2 separate regions of the Homo sapiens genome follow, and region 2 is linked to region 1. Evidence: chromatin loops called from intact Hi-C (ENCODE). Cell type or tissue: CD4-positive, alpha-beta T cell. All regions are shown on one strand. Links, peaks and the distances in the headings refer to the core of each region. The heading gives the core; the rest is flanking DNA. Region 1 holds the start of DDI2 (DDI proteasomal shuttling factor 2). Region 2 has its middle 4.6 kb from the start of ARHGEF19.

The links. Peaks named below come from ENCODE experiments on the same cell type or tissue, not always from the same donor. Only the 100,000 strongest peaks of a DNase experiment are listed, where the experiment ranks them.
Region 2: it touches region 1 in a loop (2.6-fold over the local background); 3 of 110 quality-filtered maps call a loop at or near these places.

Annotation. Positions count from the first base shown.
Region 1 is chr1:15,614,251-15,619,616 of GRCh38, forward strand. DDI2 (DDI proteasomal shuttling factor 2) reads left to right here and starts at 3,208. Exons shown (of 10, transcript NM_032341.5): 1 at 3,208-3,558. The coding sequence starts at 3,421. It also overlaps the pseudogene CD24P1. RefSeq lists a silencer at 2,962-3,531. In CD4-positive, alpha-beta T cell, for the core only: no CTCF peak of the experiment used is centred there; a DNase peak (open chromatin) is centred at 3,151; H3K4me3 peaks cover 2,744 bases; H3K27ac peaks cover 2,282 bases.
Region 2 is chr1:16,214,542-16,219,907 of GRCh38, forward strand. It overlaps the pseudogene ANO7L1. Among named protein-coding and RNA genes, the nearest start is that of ARHGEF19, 4.6 kb to the left of the region's middle. RefSeq lists silencers at 1,673-1,722, 2,840-2,949, 3,090-3,189 and an enhancer at 1,801-2,497. In CD4-positive, alpha-beta T cell, for the core only: no CTCF peak of the experiment used is centred there; DNase peaks (open chromatin) are centred at 1,830 and 2,980; H3K4me3 peaks cover 1,790 bases; H3K27me3 peaks cover 230 bases.

The DNA.
Region 1 (5,366 bases), core at 55-5,054:
AGTGCAATGGCGCAATCTCGGCTCACTGCAACCTCTGCCTCCCAGGTTCAACCAATTCTCCTGCCTCAGCCTCCCAAGTAGCTGGGATTACAGGCATCCACCACCATATCTGGGTAATTTTTCTGTACTTTTAGTAGAGACGGGGTTTCACCATGTTGGCCAGGCTGGTCTCAAACTCCTGACCTCAGGTGATCCACCTGCCTCGACCTCTCAATGTGTTGGGATTACAGGCATGAGCCACCACACCTGGCCAGGTTCTCAACCTTTTCTGTATCAGTAAAAGAAGGTGTGAAATTAATAGATTTGATGAAGACCCGCTTTTTTTCTTGCCACATTGGACTCCTAGATGCCATTTGGAATGGGTTTAGAAGACACGGAAGTATAGATGTTTCTTAACAGTAGAAATATAGAAGAGAAAGCAAGACCATGAGGAGACTGGCAGTTGACTGCAGGGCACAGCCAACTGCCTTGGTGGTGGCATTAGCTGGGTTTGGGGCAGACAAGGTACCCTGGGAGGAGTTACTTGAAAACGTTACAATAGTTTGATTTGAATAAATCTGCATAAGTAGGAGCAGTGCCAGAAGCAGCAGCCCCAGCCTGAGCCTGTCCACCATTGCTTTGTCCCCTCCATTGGTGTCTGGCATATATTGCTGGATGCTGGGTGAGAACTGCTGGCTCCAGGTGGACACAGGCGAGACCTAGCCTTAAAAATCACACAAAGTGGCTGGGTGCGATGGCTCACATCTGTAATCCCAGTACTTCGTGAGGCCAAGGTGGGAGGATCACTTGAGGCCAGGATTTGGAGATTAGCCTGGTCAACATAGCAAGGACTCATCCCTATTTTTTTTAACTAAAAATAATGTAAAATCATAATAAAAAGGAAATCAAGCCTGGGCAACATAGCAAGATCTCATCTCTACTAAAAAGAAATTAGCTGCGTGTGGTGGTGCACACCTGTAGTTCCAGCTGCTGGGGAGGTTGAGCTGGAGGGATCACTTGAGCCCTGGAGGTTGAGGCTGCAGTGAGCCATGATCGTGCCACTGCACTCCAGCCTGGGTGACAGAGCCAGACCCTGTCTTGATAAAAAAAAAAAAAAAAAAGGAAATCACATAATGTCACTTATGCCAGAGTTAGTCTGCCGAGCCATGATTCAAAGGGAGGGACATTCACCCCACTTCTTAATGGGAGGGTTATCCAATCATGTTGTAGGAAGAGCATAGACGATGGGAGGCACTGTCATGGTCATCTTTGGAGAACAAAATCTGCCAGACCTGGGAACCTGAGCACCACTAGACCAAATATAACAATTAATCAATGATTCAAGCCTCAACTGATTCCTTGATACCACCACTGGGCAATCCTAGAACATTTCTCAGCTAAACTTGCTTCAATTTGCAATGGTTATTTCAAACATTCACTGTAGAAGGCACTGTGTACATCTTTCCTAATACCCATTCCCAGCCCCCCTTTTCCCTATTTATGTCCTTTAGGCAAAGCTAAATACTTGCGTTCCTAGCCTCTCTTGCATCTATGTGACACAATTCTGTCCAGTGAGATGTAAGCAAAAATGTGCACAGGGACTTCTGGGCAAGCTTTTTCCTTGAATAGGAAAATGATGCGTGCAGTGGAGGCAGCCAGCCATATATTGCAACCCTCAGGAAAAGGTCAAGACAATTACAAAAGTATTGGCCCTGATTTCAGTGAGCCACTCAACCAGTGCTGTTGCTACCTCCAGGCCTTCTCTCCTGTGAGAAAACAAACCCTTGTTTGTTTAAGCCACTGATAGTCAAGCTTTCTGTTGCTCCTAGGGGATATAAGCATTCTCACTCCCCTGTGCCTCTACTTTCTCTTTTTTTTTTTTTTTTTTGAGACAGAGTCTCGCTCTGTCTCCCAGGCTAGAGTGCAGTGACCTGATCTCGGCTCACTACAACCTCCGCCTCCCGCGTTCAAGTGACCCTCCTGCCTCAGCCTCCCGAGTAGCTGGGACTATAGGTGTCCGCCACCATGCCCGGCTAATTTTTGTATTTTTAGTAGAGACGGGGTTTCACCATATTGGCCAAGCTGGTCTCGAACTCCTGACCTTGTGATCCGCCCGCCTTGGCCTCCCAAAGTGCTGGGATTACAGGCGTGAGCCACCGCGCCCAGCTCCTCTAATTTCTCTTTGTAAAAGCCTTCAGCTGCTAATTCTCCCTTTCCTGCCACCAACAGCCTACTTACTACCTACTTACCTGCACCCACAGCCATCTTATTTGCTCCTTCTCTCCTGTTAAAATGGAAAAGGGCTCCCTACCATGGAGGGGGAGTGGGAGTAAATGGAAAGATGCTAATCTGGCATCCATTACAAGTTCATCTTTCAGTTTTGGTTTTCTTACTCATCCGCACCTTAGTTCTGGGCCTCTACCACTCATCAGCTGTGTGCCTTAAAAACAGGCCATTAAAGTAGCAAATATTTATTGAGTAGATTCTAAGCTGTGCCCAAAAAGGCACTGCGCTAGGTGGTAGGAGTTGCTAGGGCTAGGAAACAGACACAGTCCAAGTAGAGAGAAAATTATTTACAAGACAGGGGAATGGAGCCTTGGAGGAACTGACCTATGTGGCTGGGAGGGCAGAGAATGTGGGAAGAGCTCGGAAGAAGGGGCTGGGGAGGTAGGCGTGGGCCACAGCCAACTGGCTTCTGTAGACTAGGGAGGGTAATGATTTTGGTTTCAATCCTAAATCACTAAGACAGGAAGTGAATTACTCTGTCGGAGCCTCAATTTCTACCTCGAAAAATATGTTTTATTACTAACTCCTGTACTAGATTGAGAGTTACGGAGAAGGATTTATCCTTTTATTCATTTCTGCATCGCCAGCGCCCGACACATGGTAGGCGCTTAATCAATGCCTGTTCGGTGAATAAATAAGACCGGGGACTCCTCCACAGACTTCTGTCATTAAGTCAACCAGTCAGCAGAGATTTCCTTCTCCGCGTTCCTTTCCTTCCCTCCCCTTTTCTTGCCCTTCCTCCCTCTCCTCTTCCACGCCCCCTTCCCACTCCTCCCCCTCCTATCCTCTCCTGGCTTCCTCCTCCTCTTCCCGGCCCCGCCCCCCGCTGCGTTGCGAAGGCGGGGAAGGCGAGGCGGGCTTTACGGCAGCCGCGTTGCGGCGGGGCGGGGCGCCGGGCGGCCGGCGCGCTTGGCGGCAGCCGTGGGAGGCAGGCCGGCAGGCAGACGGACTCGCAGGCGTGTGGCGGCGGCCGTGCTTGCTAGTGAGGGCGGGAGGGAGTGACTCACTGAGCGTGTGTGAGGGAGGGAGCGAGCGAGCGAACGAGCAGCCGGCGCCGTCCTCCCGCAGCACCAGCCAGGCCACGCCGCCGCCTCTTCCCCTGCGCCCCGCGCCCAGGCCGGGCCGAGCCGAGCCGAGCCGGGTCGGGCCCGGGCCATGCTGCTCACCGTGTACTGTGTGCGGAGGGACCTCTCCGAGGTGACCTTTTCCCTCCAGGTCGACGCCGACTTCGAGCTGCACAACTTCCGCGCGCTGTGCGAGCTCGAGTCTGGCATCCCCGCAGCCGAGAGCCAGGTACGCCGGGCAGCGAGCCGGGCCTGCCCCGGAGCTAAGCCCTCCCCGCCTCGGGGCCTCACTCCCTCCCTTTGCTACTGGTGAAGAATTGGGGGCTGGGGGGAGCAAGGATAGCCATTCTCAGGTCACCCCCGCATCCGGAAAGGAGCTGGGGAGCTGGCATCAGTAGCTGCCCTCACACACTCCGAGCATGGGGTGGGGTACGAGGAGAGGGAGCGGAGAACCTGACCGCAGACGCACCCACTGCAGCGTGAGGGGCGCGTGGACTGTTGAGCAGCGCTAACCCTCCCCACCTTTGGCTCTTTGGCCCTTCCCTGTTTCTAATCCCGAGTGTAGGATATCGTTGTGGACCTCAGAAGCAGCCCTGGGTTTGCTAGGATTCATACATCCTGCAAACCAGAAATACCAGTTTGGATCACTGTGGTAGATAGATGTTCCTCTGCTTTTTTTTTTTTTTTTTTCTGGAGAGGGTTTCTGCTTAAATATACGCAGTTTACCTTTAAATGCACAGATTTGCACTTCCGGTGAAAGAAAAAGTTTAAGACTTGCACTACCTCATTTTGGGGTCTTTGGAAATGCTCTTTACCCACCACATGCGTTTCTGGTTAAATTCTTTTGAAAAACAGTACCTATTGGTTCAACTCAAGCTGTTTGTTTGTTTCGGTTCTACCCTGGTAGTAAGCCAGAAGGCCCTTTTTCTTTCAGGTCACAGTTCAGAGTTTGGGTCAGTTCAAAGCTCAATGCTTTAAAAGGATATTTGCTTGGAAACGGCCTAGTATCAGTGCTGTTTGGTGGTTTCATTTCCCTACTCAGCTTGCTGGAAAGAAGTTCAGCCTCTCATATTTTAACTAAGCAAAGTAATTCTCAAAATGCTTTGGGGCTGCCCCTAGTCTTTATCAAACAGAATCGGTGACACTAACGCTGTAAACTTTACACTAAAACACTTAGATCATGACTTAATAAATTTAGCCTGGAGGAAATAGTCTAAACATTAAGAAAATTATAGAGGTCTCCCAAGTCTCCATCAAGTAAATCTTGATTTTCTACTGCAGTTATGAAATAGTTTACAAAACGATTGCCCAACTGCAGCTTGTTCTGCTGTCTTATGGTAAACACGTGTCAATACTTTGTTCAGAAGTATGATTCCTTTACACAATGTGAACTTTAGAACCTTGGCATAAAGCTGTTCAGAAAGAATTTAAAAAGTTAATCCACAAAAGCTCAGGAACCAGTTCTGTCAGTGAATGCCTCATGTGGAGAACTAGGAAAGGACTGTTTAAATAGAGAAAATAAACTCTTCAATTTTTTTTCTTTTTTTGTTTTTGTTTTTGAGACGGAGTCTTGCTCTGTCGCCCATGCTGGAGTGCAGTGGTGCGTTCTCGACTCACTGCAACCCCAGTCTCCCGGGTTCAAGCGATTCTCCTGCCTCAGCCTCCTGAGTAACTGGGACTACGGGCGCGCGCCACCACGCCTGGCTAATTTTTGTAATTTTTTTTTAGTAGAGACGGGGTTTCACCATGTTGACCAGGCTGATTTCAAACTCCTGACCTCTAGTGATCTGCCCGCCTCGGCCTCCCAAAATGCTGCGATTACAGGTGTGAGCCACCGTTCCCGGACAACTCTTCAATTTTTGATAGTGGCTTTTTCTTTTCTTTTCTTTTCTTTTTTTTTTTTCGAGACGGAGTCTCTGTCGCCTAGGCTGGAGTGCAGTGGCGCGATCTCGGCTTACTGCAAGCTCCACCTCCCGGGTTCGTGCCATTCTCCTGCCTCAGCCTCCCGAGTAGCTGGGACTACAGGCGCCCACCACC
Region 2 (5,366 bases), core at 94-5,093, 600 kb after region 1:
TTTCCATGCATTGTTGGTTGAACCCAAGGATGCAGAACCTGAGGATATGGGGGGCCAACTTAACAAGTTAAGTCATGAGCATTATCCCTTTGAAATCTCTCATCAGTTCTATGAAGTCCCTATTTTACAGATGACATTAAGGTTTGAGAGATTAAATAACTTGTCACACAGCTAATAAGGGGCAGGACTAGTATTGAAACCCAGGTCTGGCCGGGCGTGGTGGCTCACGCCTGTAATCCCAGCACTTTGGGAGGCCAAAGTAGGTGGATCCCCTGAGGTCAGGAGTTCTAGACCAGCCTGGCTAACATGGTGAAACCTGTCTCTACTAAAAACACAAAAATAGTCTGGGCACAGGGGCTCACACCTGTAATCCCAACACTTTGGGAGTCTGAGGCCAGCGGATCACGAGGTCAGGAGTTTGAGACCAGCCTGGCCAACATGGTGAAACTCTGTCTCTACTAAAAATACAAAAATTAGCCGAGCGTGGTGGCGCACACCTGTAATCCCAGCTACTCAGAAGGCTGAGGCAGGAGAATTGCTTGAACCACGGAGGTGGGGAGGCAGAGGTTGCAGTGAGTTGAGGTCACAACACTGCACTCCCGCCTGGGTGACAGAGCGAGACTCCATCTCAAAAAAAAAAAAAAAAAAAGAAAAGAAACCCAGGTCTGTCTGACCCCACCACCAACCTGAGTCCTTCACCACTGCCTGGTACTGCCTCACCAGGCTTTTAGGAGGGTCTCGTGGTGAAAAGTGTGTGAAAGTGTAATCCGGGGTGTCTCGGCTGACCTAACTAAACTCTTATTGGTCTTATTATTCTTACACTACAGGCTCGGAATACACAGCAGAGGTTTCATGGCCCATGCCCTAGTCCCCCAAAGTATTTATTTATTTATTTATTTATTTATTTATTTATTTATTTATGAGATGGAGTTTTGCTCTTGTTGCCCAGGCTGGAGTGCAATGGCGCAATCTCGGCTCACCGTAACCTCCGCCTCCCGGGTTCAAGCAATTCTCTTGCCTCAGCCTCCCGAGTAGCTGGGATTATAGGCATGCGCCACCACGCCCGGCTAGTTTTGTATTTTTAGTAGAGACGGGGTTTCTCCATGTTGGTTTGGCTGGTCTCGAACTCCTGACCTCAGGTGATCCACCCTCTTCGGCCTCCCAAAGTGCTGGGATTACAGGCGTGAGCCACCGCGCCCGGCCCCAAAGTATTTTCCTTAGCTGCCAACCGACAGCCATTAAGTTCAGAGTCATTAGGGTCCCTCTGCTCCCCCATGTTCACTTTGGCTCCCTAGAGCATTGCCACATAGTGAGGAGACACTGCACCGTGTGGGTGGGGACCAGGTGGCCGTGGAGAGGTGGCAGTCTGGGACGCAGAGACAGGTTTATTGTCAGCATTGCACAGAGGCCAGGAGGCAAGAACACGGAAGGGTAGCAGTGCAGGTCTGGAGGTCTCCAGGGAACTCCAATCCTCTCATCCAACTCCCGGACCGGCCTTGGGACACTGCCCAGATGCGTAACTGGAAGCCAGAGGACCCCAATAGGAGGAGCATCCTGGGGAACCTAGGGTCCTGGAAGGGCAGCCCTGCCTCACTCGCCCCTGCGTCCTGGACGCCCCTGCGTCCCTTGTGCGGACATAGAGCACAGCTTGGTCAGGCTGAGCAGGCTGGCACTCCAGAGCAGAGCCCCCAACCCCAGCTTGCAGATAAAGTAGAAAAGGGGGCTTGGCGGGGGCGGAGCTTAATGATGGGCGGGAACAGGCGGAAACTACAGGGAGTCCAGCCAATCCCTCCAATGGATGAGGCCAAATAAGGGGGCGGGGCTAGAGAGTGCTGAACTAGAGAGGGCTGAGCTGAAGCTTGAGGGCAGGCCAAGGGGCGTGGTCATTATGGTCATTATGTTGCGGGTGGGGCCGGGGTCCGCCTGCCTTGCTGACTGAAACAGCGTCTCCCGGTTGTCTGCCACCGCCTGCTTGGCCAGGTAGCGCTCGCGCAGTTATCTTGGTAGCCAGGGCTGGCACATCGGGCACGAGCCGGTCGTTGGGGCACAGGAAGAAGAACACTACATTCTGGGGAGAAGGGGGCCAAAAAGAGAGAATGATTGCCTTAGCGATCTTAACTCATGGAGCGCTTACCCTGAGCCAAACCCTAACCTGAAGGTTTTCCGGATATGAATTCATTTAATCCTCACAACAACTCTATGAGCTGGGGGTAATTTCTACTCCACAAGCGAAGAAACAGAAGCAGAAAGGGGTTGCCATTTGCCCAAAGACATAGAGGTATGATTCGAACCCCTTAACACTAGGAACCACGTCAGGGCAGGGCTTGTAAAAGAGCAAAGCTGGTGGGAGAGTGCTTCCTCTCGTTTCTCCTTTCTCTTGCCAAGAGATAATGTTATTATTATTTGTGATATTAATTCATTGAGCACCTACAACATGCCAGGCACAGTGCAAATGCTTGACACCGAACCTTCATAACGACCCTATGAAGTAGATCCTATTATATAATATATCCCAATTTCCAGCCGGTCGGCGGCAGAGCCTGAACTTGGAACCAAGTCTGTCCAAGACAGATGGCTGAGCCTACCTCGAAGGCGATAATGAAACCCAGATGCACATGCACAGCCAGCAGCTTCCAGTAGAAGAGGGCGAGGTTCACCCCCACGTCGCGAGAGGCCTTGTATCTGGGTTGCGGGGTCTGGAGAGGCTCTCGGATCTCGACTCCGAACCCCGCATTTCCTCCCCTCCTTCTCCCTAGAATCTGGCCCTGCCCGTTCAGCCAGTACCCTAGCCGGCTCCGCGCATTTGTCCGGGGCAGAATCAGCTCACTGCACCCCAGCCAGGCACCACCCCACCCGTCCAGTTTCGGCTCCCGGCTTCCCAGCTAGGCCCCGCCCCTCCCTCCTCAGCACCTGCCCCTCCCAGACAGGCCCCGCCCACCAAAGCTTAGCACCCGCCCTCTCCCAGGCCGGCCTCCCTCACCAAGGCTCAGCGCCGTGCTTCCCAGACAGCCCTGCCCCTCCCGCCTCAGCGTCCCGCCAACCAAGGCTCAGCGCCACGCCCTTCCCAGGAAGGCCTCGCCCACCAAAGCTCAGGGCCCCGCCCCTCCCGCCGCGCCCCTCCTCCCCAGCCTGAAGGGCAGAGTGTGTTTGCTCTGGGCCAGGTGGGCATGGGGCGCGGGTGCCCGCGTGAAATTCACAAATCCGTGCAGCTGGGTGTGGTGTTCGTACTGTTACGGGATATGCGGCAGAAGTCCGAGATGAAGGCGAGACGAAAGCCTGCAGAGCCAGAGGGCCTTCAGGGCCCAACCCCCTAACTCACCCCAACTCGGATCCAGACCCCCTCCCGTGGCAGGATGAGCCTTTGGCCCGGGATCCTAGCCTCCTCTCCCCTATTTCCCAAACTCTGACCCGGATTTCCTTCTCCAGCCCTGTATTTCCCTATTCCTGAACCCCCTTCCCCAGTCTCTGAGCTCCATCTCCCCCGCCCCCTGCCCCTGTATTCCCTTCATCTACCTCACTCCCATTCACGGTGACCTCAAGGTGTACCATGGCCTCCAGCAGGAGCAGTCAGATCCAGATGTCCAGCCGCGCCCAGCCATTGGTCGCTGGTACTTGCACAGGAACTTGTGGGCGTCCAGTCCAATCTCTACCCGGTTGTTGAGCAGAGTGAACAGGGGTGCCAGCAGGAAGGCTCCCACAAAGATGGTGATGAACCCAAACTGCAGCTCTGGCAGGCAGGGAGTGTCAGGCCCGGGGCCACCTCCCCTGTTGTGCCAGGCCCCCAGGGGCCCCACTCATGCCCAGGGCACACGCTGCTGAGCGACTGCTCCTCCATCCCTGGGTATTCATCAAACAGGCCCTGACACTTGATGAGCTCATAGTCCTTCCTTCTCCCAGTGCTGCAGCTCCTGCCCGATCTGGGTGTCCCTCTGCCCTGCCAGCTGCCACTTCTGCCACCAAGCCTTCCGTTTCCTGGAGGCAGGGCAACCAGATAATGGTCATAACAGGGCCTTGTGCTAGGAACTGCCACTTCTATCACCAGCACCCCTTAGAGGCAGGCACCATGATGATTTCCACTGTATTGATGAGGAAACACACCTGGAGAATTTGGCCCAGGCTCCCCAAATTGTAAGTGGTGGAGCCAGTGTTCAAATCCAATCTGTTAGACTCGAGTCCAGTGCTCTCAACTCTGCACTTCCCACATAGTCATTCTTGGTCTCTGAAATATCACTGCCCCCTGAAAAAAATAGTAATAGAAAGCCCTCCATTTGCAAAGCTGTTTCCTGTTGAACGCCTCATAATCCCCTCAACTCTCATGGAGAGGTATTATTGTCTCCATTGTACAGATGACGAAACTGAGGCCCAGAGAGACACAAAGCCACGCAGCTTACAAGAAGCAGGGCTAGGACTTGTGCCCGTATCTTCTGTCCCAGTAAAGGGTTTTTCTGCTCTGCTCTTATAAAAGCCCTCCAAATGGCCTGATTAGGCCCAGCCTTGTCCCCCGTTCTTCCCCCAACACTCACAGCCCAACAAATTCTTCCATGTGGTTGAGCAGCTGTTTGCCCACCATGATGATGATGAGCTGCTGGGTGACCTGAATGTGGCAGCCACCAGGACCGCACTGTTGTTGGCAGACACAGAGCACCTTACTCAGGGCTTTGGGGCTGCATAGGGGTTACCCCACCTCCCTGCTGGTGCAGAGAGTTGGCCACCTGCTCCTCCTACCCACTTTGGAGGCCCCAGAGGCAGATCCTACCCCTGCCAGACCTGAGGTTGTGATGACTACCCCCTAACCCCCCAGAATCAGCAACCCAGGGGTACATAATCACATCCTCACTCGGCATGCTGAGCAAATGTGCCATACTGACCGGGGTATCCCACAAACCTGAGGGCCCCCTGCATCTGTGGGTAATTTGCTCTCCCTCTCTGGAGCCAGGCTGCAGCTAAACTCCATGCTGAGGCTGACCCCCTCTCCCCACTGCTCCTGGTCCTCTGGCCACCCCCTGAATTGACAGCTAACCCTGCTGACAGAGCTGATGGGAGGCCTTGCCTACCCTACTAGGCCCCAGAAGTCTGCTGGGACCATGGCCTGAATCTATGTACTGCTCAACCCATGATCAGCCAATGTGGCATTTATGGCCCAGGAAGATGGGGTCATTGTGCTGGGGAGTGGGCTCTTTTGGTGACCATCCCTCCCATCCCATCAAATGACAATGGCAATTACACAATAACAGCACCTCCTGAGAGTCCAGCATTTTATGACTCCTAACCAGATCTCATTAAAGACTCAATGCTTCTAGGAAAAAGGACCAGCTCTGATTCATTTCTGTGTCCCTAGCATCCAACCAAGGGTGCACAGCAGGAAG